3 separate regions of the Homo sapiens genome follow, and all the other regions are linked to region 1. Evidence: chromatin loops called from intact Hi-C (ENCODE). Cell type or tissue: gastrocnemius medialis. All regions are shown on one strand.

Region 1 (2,500 bases):
GGGTGTGAGGGGAAAATAATATTTCAGATTCCTCAAGAATTAGCCCAAAATGTTTGGACCAGAAGCAGCTTTCAAAGGTCAGGCTGTTCTGAGCCTTGGCTATGAGAGTCCTTCAAGCGACTTATTAAATTACAGATGAATTCTTAAAGCTTCCACAAAATCTCGTCACTTGTTAATTTCTAATAAAGATATGTCTAAAATAATCTACCTATCTCAACCCAAAATTTGGGTTTATAATGGAGGAGTGATCAGAGCTGTGAAAGATTGCTGTTTGCTGGGATATTTGGAAAATCTCTTTCATTGACAGTCCCGTAAGAAGTTCCATCTATCACCGAAAATGTTGTTGGCAATGCACCCCCCTACCCCACAACACACACACATTTTTAAAGGCTGTATTTTAGGTTTTAAAACCCAGAAAGGTGCAAAGAGGTTGATTATTTTCCACAAGGGCTGGAGCTTAGGAAATATGCGTTAAAGTGTCTGTCCCTGTGAAATCTGAATATTTTAATACTTATTGACAGATGGATTACTGCAGCCTCTGCAGAAAAGCCTGTCTTGTGAACGGTTTTTGAAAAATATACATAGGCCTAATCCTGTCACTGTTGTTGAAATGTACGTTTTACCCCCAAAGACACATGATATTGTCAAGTTCAGATTTATTCTGCCAGAAGGCAGACTATCTGCTTTTTCATTTGAGTCCCCTTCCTTCTCATTTTCAAAGAAATTAAAATGAATCCCGCTGGATGCAAAATGACACCCCGATTTTGTGGAAGGGATTTTCTTTGTGTGTTTATATGTGTAATTTTTTCTTTTATGAGCAATTAGCACTTTAGGATTTCTCAGACGTATCTATATGGTTTGGAATGTGAATTGTATGGCTCTGCCTTACTATTGGGCCCTCAAAAGATTATTTTTATGATTTTTGGTCACTTTTTTCTTTGTCAAAACTGCCATTCAGCCTCATCCACCGCCCCCCTCAACCTGAAACACAGCTTGTCCCTCCTGTGTTCCCTTTGCCACTCCACTCTTAGCCCCATGGGGGCGCTGCAGAGCAAAGGGAAATCTGCTCTCTAAGGCAGTAGTAGAACCAGCCAGAGTGGGGGCTGGGAAGGAATTCACCCTTCTCATACCTCAGCCCTCTTTAATTCTCTGCAGTGAGCCCCTAGAGGGAGAACCCACCAGGGCTGGTTCATATATAATTAACCTCATCACCAGGGACCTCAAATCTTCCCAGCATATTATTTCTGGGACCAAGTGCCAGAGTGCCACATTTTCCTACTGCTTTTTGCCAAATCAATGTGTTTACACTGAAAGAAATTGACCAGAACAGAAGACCAGTTAGAAAGAAAGAGAAAATCATTATTGAAAATTTTCTAAAGATAGGCACTTACTTTTCGGTGAGTCTCTTTTACTTTGAACTGAATGAATGGTGAGGAAAATTGTGCACCCGCCTCTCAATCTCTTTTCAATTCCTAGGAAAGTAACTTTGTCAAATATTATACCAGTTGAATTTCTTCCAGAATGTCATTTCTTCTTTCATTCTTGACCTCTCCTCAGTATCCAGTTGGCATCACTATGTGGGCCTCCCTCACTCCCGCAGTGCCGTGTTACAGGATTAAAGAAAGGGCTGACTTGAACGTATTCTGATTCTTTTAAATCATCCTTAAGAAGCTCTAAAGAGTGATTCCATGTCTGGGGTCGTATGAATAATTCCTGCAGACTTCGGGGCACTACATTTCAACTAGTCCCATGATTTAATGGTTACTGGCTGCTAATACTCAGTAGAGGACCAGGCCAACCTCTTTGCCTCATGGACTGGGCATAAGAATAGGTCCCTGATCATTGCTGCTGGGTAAATATAAGCTTTATTACAAAATAAAATAGCCTGGTCCTAATATTACATCTATTTGAGGAAAAGAACAGACTTCACATCCAATTCCCCCTTGCAAAACCTTCCCCACAATTCAGTCATAGCTGAAAAAGAACCTATCCTTGGAATAAACACGGTTCTGTCCTCTTTCTAAGGGGGCTCACAAGAGGAAGTTGGTTTCACCTGTCAGGAACCTCTGGCACCTTGGTAGGTCTTTAAGATACCACATCATAGGACTAAAGATTTTAAAACTGGGAAGACTTTTTCAAATCAATCACCTTCTCTAGGCTTTCTTCTTTCAGGATTATAGGCTGGGTCTTCACTAGGAGCATGTGTGACCCCAGGAACACAACTGAAAATGGGTCTGCATGATTTGCTGGCCCTCTGTCATTTTAGAGGATCAGTGTAATCTGACAACTTGAGTCTGTAGGTGTATATCTTGTGTCCTTGTAGAACTGAGGGAAGCAAGGCTGCCATGGTCTCTTTGTAAACTGCAAAACTCAGAGCGAACTCCAAGTCATGATGAGTTTTGATGGTCATTTGGGTTTATTTATGCCTCTCAGCTACATTGAAGTACTTGGCACTGCTTTTGATAGATTTGGGAGACACTATCTATCAGACTTGTTAAAT
Region 2 (2,500 bases), 170 kb after region 1:
AAAATTCTCAGATGTGAGCAGCAAATTCAGTCAGTGAAGAACACACCCCATTCTCCGTCTATTGAAAACAGCTACTGTCCACTCACTGAGTGGGCTGTGGGTCTGAAAAGAGAGGATCTGGTTTTCTGCCTTTGAGGGTCATCTTCCCTCACCTTCTCTCTTTCCCCATTACCACCTCCTGAGGTCAAGTTCTTGGCAATTATTCTCCAAACTCTCTGTGGGGCCAGTGATGCCCCAGTTGCTGCGCTAGGACTGGAGACGCAATGTTGACTAAGACACACATAGCCCTTGCTCTAATGGTGCTTTCACTTTAGGATTGAGACAGACAATTAGCTTGCTAACAAATAAATAAAATGATTTAATAAGGCAATGTGTACTACCTTAACAAACAAAACAGGGATTTGTGATGGGGACAGACAGTATGGGGCATGGAGGCTTATAAGCAAGTGGGTAACATGGTCTGACATATGTTTGAAAGCTTACTCTGGCTGACTTTATTTCTAGGATAATTGCAACAGTCTCTGTCTCTTCTTACTATGGCCAAGGAGGTCTTAACAAAATGTAAATTTGACGTGACACTGCTCCATCTGAAAACTTTTTAAGATTCCTTGTCAGCCCCAAGCTAAAGCTCAGACATTCAGCACAGCTATGGAAATTTTCATGCTAGGCTTCTATACCACCTTCACCCCCGCCACAGTGCAGGTCTTGCACTCTGCACCACAGCCCTCTTCAGGAGTCCCAGCCAGCTGCACACTCCCCTCAGGCTGAGCCTTTGAGATGCTGTTCAGAATCTGACCCTTTCCTCCTTCCTTGTTTATAGAACTCTTTCTCTCCCTTTAAGGTTTTGTTTGAATGTTACCTCTCCCCTCACTCTTCCAGGCACAGCAGATTAGTCACCGCTTTCTCTGTGCTCATAACATGCTTTGTTTACACTTGTATCAGGATATACCACATTGAATCATAATTATGTGTTTGTGTATGCATGTAGGTATAATAAACTCTTAGAGAGCAGAAGCCATATCTTATTTATGTTTTTATGTCTAGAACTAAGTGCAAGCTGGGCACCTAGCTTTAGTGAATATTTAATGAATGAGTTGGTAATAGATCATTGGATAAAAGGATGGATAGGTGGATGAATGAATTACTAAGCAAATAAATACAATCTATCCTCATTTTAAAAGCAAGGCAAATATGATCTGTTTCCTTATCTGTGAAAAGAATCACATAAGGTGATTTTTAAGGTTACTTCCAGCTCCAGGGTCTGATAGTCAATAAATCACAACTGGTTATTGCCGTTGGAATCAGAAAGCTTTCTTGGCTTGGCTGCTTGAGATATCTCAAAACGCTCCCAGGTTCATATTAAGGACTGAAAAGTCTGTGGATCCTTAACTTGCAAGCCTGCTGCACTGGGATAAATAAAACCTGGGCCTGGGCTGGGTGTTCTCCTGTCCCAATTGGCAACACTCACCATACCCAACATATCTGGTGAGGGAAGAAGGCTCGAGCAAAACAGGTTTTGAGCCAGCTCAGCAACAGCACAGCTATACATTCCTGTAAATTTCCAGGCCCATGTGAAGGCCGGGACAGGCGTGAATATTCCGCTATGTCACTCAGCTCCCGTGGTTATTTTTGTTCACCCCATCATCTTGTGGATGTGGCTTCAGGACAGACCTGTATAGATTTAGGTCAGAGGTCAGGAGAGAAATAATTCCTAATTCAGCTTTCAGTGGAGGAGAAAAGAGTGAGGACACACCATTCCCTCTTATGAGAATAAAGGTGAGACTGACCTGAGATTCCATTCATGCAAGAAGGCCTGTCTTACACCACTACAGGCCTAGTCCTCTGTTAGGAGAATATGGAGAGAGATAAAGTGGTTCCTGTCTTCAAGGAGTTTATACTCTAGTAAGAGAGATTGCTAATGTGCCTAAGGTAAGTTATTTGGGGCACAGAGAGGACAGTCCATGTGGATGAAGGTTGGAAGGTTGAAGGAAGAGGGAAGGAATACTTTATAAAGGAGGAAGTGTCTTCAACAGAGAGAAATGGAGATTGACTATGACAGTCAGAAAAAAATGCTTGAACGAGGGTAAGGAGAAGTCAAAGTACAGAGCAGTGGGGGAAGGTAAGCAGAGACTTGGGCACAGCAGAGGATGGGTAAGAGAAGGAAGGGAGGTATTTCACAATGTTGAAAGATGAAGGACAGGAGGGGTCAGCCGGGTCTTAGAGACCAGCCTCATCATTATTAAAATAAAATATTATCTAGTGCCAGTTATTGCCAAACAGGAAACCCTGTTCCTTCCTCTGAGTGCCAATCTCCAGGGTTTAGAATGCACCTGGAAAGCAATGGGGGTCTCTGGAGGCTCTTGAGAGCAGGGTGGGGTAGAAAGTGTTGAGACTTGTTCCCTGCCTGCTTCCCTTTCTTACCTGGATGCCAAGTGGTGGAATTGGCTTGGCAGGGACTTGAGCCTCATGGAGGGTTGGACACGTGACCTCTCTGATACTC
Region 3 (2,500 bases), 110 kb after region 1:
GGGATTTGCCAGAGAAACTAACTAAGGTGGGAAAAAGCATATCCAGTACCTCGCCACAATCTGGAAGGAGAACCAAGAAATTCTGACTGCCGCTGCCCTGGAGTGACCACTCCAACATCTGCCTCCAGGAACAGAGGGGTGAGCCAGGGCTCCTGGAAAACTTGACTCTGGCAACACATGATGTTGAAGTGTTGAAACATGCCACTTTGATGTGGCATTAGCTCATGATACTCCTTTATTTCCTTAATTTAGAAGAAAAGCACAGCTGCTAGAATTTTTAATATAATAAGTACAGTGGTGCACTGAATGTTTTCAGGAATTTTTCTACAGAAGCATTGCACCCAATTGTGCAACTTTTACAAAATATATTCATGCAAATCTATTTTTCTCTATTATGCAAAGAGCTTCCCTTCTTTTAAACTGTTTTCTAACCTTTCAACCGCTATTGAATCCAGAAACCAAAGTACCCTGTCTACTTGAAACAATTCTGAAACGAGATAGGGGTTAAATAAATCAGCAAATACGTAAACTAAATTGCTCTATTTGTGAAATGAGGATTCTAAGAAATCTATTTGCTACCTTTCTGCCTGCTTGGCATGGGAGTATTATTTGATCCCTTGTTTTGAACCTACTGAAATGACATCATCAGGTAAGTGCAAAACATTATTATCATCAACTGGTCCATAACATGTTTCATAGGTAAATATCCGGTCTTTGGATGCTTTTCAGGCTTGGGTTGTTAGTGGGTGCCAGTGGCTTATCAGAAAAACTATGGAAAGGATTCTTTCACTGGGAAAAAGAGTGGATTAGAAGCGCCTAAGGTACCTTCAAACCTATTATTCTAATCGATGTCTAAGCTATTGTTGAGACAACTTCTGTTGTAGGTGGAAAAAAGAGTGCTAGTGAAGGCTTTTGCTCTTTGAATGATAATGCAAAACACAACTTATCTGATCACACAAATGATCAAAATTTCAGAGTTGTATTATGTTATTTTCTGTGTAACACTAAAAATTCTCTATCTTATGGTAGACAGCGTGGTGACGGTAGGACCAATCAAGGGCCATAATAATTTTTTTTCTTTACCAGTCTCAATGCCCAATTCATTTATTATATATCACGCTGATTAGGTCTGGAAACTGTTTTTATTAATCATCTTTACCTACCTGCAGAACTTTCCATGTAGTGTTTGCCCAGTGGGTCCTAAGAGTGCCCAGATCTTGATCCTTTCAGCCTCCTGAACCATCAATCAGCAGGAACAGAACAGCCAGGGTTCTGGACTATTCGCATCCAGTAGCAAGTAGCCTTATGTGTCTATTCCAGGGCAACAAATAATACCTCGATTTCTTTGTCTGCCAAGTTATAGAAGGGATTGGAAGGTAATAAACTTCATTGCGAATTATAGGTCTTTCAAAATGGAAAGTTGAAAGACCTATATGGAGTCAGTTGAAACTGGCCCCTTTTTGTTTTCTTCAAGTTTTTTTTTTTTTTAAGCCGCATTATGTGGAAACCTGTCCCTTTCATGTGAACTGTCCCTTTCATGTGACCATGAATTGGTCATCGCTGCCTCACTCCATTTCCCAATCTGGAAAGGAGTGGCTACAATTTAGAAGACAGTTAAAATGTCAAGAGCTCCCTCACATAAGATGGGCAAAAGATTCTCACCAGCTCACTTCCCTCTGCTACCCTAAGATAGGCCCTACCTCACATCCTATTCATTCAGCTCAGATACAATTTCCTCCAATAAGCCTTCTCTGACTCTTCACATTCTGTCACTCAAGCTGGAAATAATCTCCCCATTCTCTGAATCCCATAGCTCTTATTCTGTCCTTTTCTTACAACACTGAGCAATTTTTGAAGGCTGGTCAGTCATATGATAATAACTTTACTGGAATGGAAACTTTTGGGGGGTAATGTCCCTGTCTTTTTTCAATATTCCTTAAAACACTGCTGACAGGACTTGAATTACACATGAGAGTCACTTAATGAGATAAATGAAAGACAAATTAGCTTGACACTTCTGTTTGCTTTGTGGCCACAAAGCACTTATAGCTGATTAATTTGGAAATGTGAACTCCTTAGGAAATATTTTTTGGGATATTTTCTTGGGTGTTTTCAAAAAATTCTGAAAACATATGGCAGAATATTTTTTAATTTTAATAATATGATTTAAAGAAACCCAAAACACATGGAAAGCATTAAACTTTGCTGTTAAACAGTAAAGTACAAAAGAAAACAAATTTGAAACACTTACATATTAAAGTAGAAAAATCTTTGAGCAAACAGTGAATGCTTGAAAGATGTTTTTTTTTTGTTTTTTGAAAATAGAATACAAGAGTCATAAAGATGCCTAGACATAATTTCCCAGCCATGTCACTGTTAGGAATTTTGGAATTTATGCAAAGGTAATAACTCAATAACAGCAAAAAGCAAAATGTACAAAGATGTTCATGACACTACAATAGCAAAAAAGCAAGCAAATAAACAAAAAGTTAAAGACAAC

Evidence for each region. A loop is a pair of places that touch in the nucleus more often than their neighbours do. Peaks named below come from ENCODE experiments on the same cell type or tissue, not always from the same donor. Only the 100,000 strongest peaks of a DNase experiment are listed, where the experiment ranks them.
Region 2: it touches region 1 in a loop (5-fold over the local background); 29 of 110 quality-filtered maps call a loop at or near these places.
Region 3: a loop joins it to region 1, with 3 times the contacts of the local background. A loop is called at or near these places in 7 of 110 quality-filtered maps.

The regions. Positions count from the first base shown.
Region 1 is chr3:187,747,129-187,749,628 of GRCh38, forward strand. No RefSeq gene overlaps it. Among named protein-coding and RNA genes, the nearest start is that of BCL6, 2.9 kb to the left of the region's middle. In gastrocnemius medialis, CTCF peaks have their summits at 1,036 (motif pointing right) and 1,252; a DNase peak (open chromatin) is centred at 1,073; H3K4me3 peaks cover 2,500 bases; H3K27ac peaks cover 2,500 bases.
Region 2 is chr3:187,912,952-187,915,451 of GRCh38, forward strand. No RefSeq gene overlaps it. Among named protein-coding and RNA genes, the nearest start is that of LINC01991, 62 kb to the right of the region's middle. In gastrocnemius medialis, no CTCF peak of the experiment used is centred here; a DNase peak (open chromatin) is centred at 1,505; H3K27ac peaks cover 2,500 bases.
Region 3 is chr3:187,855,129-187,857,628 of GRCh38, forward strand. All of the region lies in intron 2 of LOC105374264 (a long non-coding RNA gene), which reads right to left. Among named protein-coding and RNA genes, the nearest start is that of BCL6, 110 kb to the left of the region's middle. In gastrocnemius medialis, no CTCF peak of the experiment used is centred here; DNase peaks (open chromatin) are centred at 139 and 1,563; H3K27ac peaks cover 2,500 bases.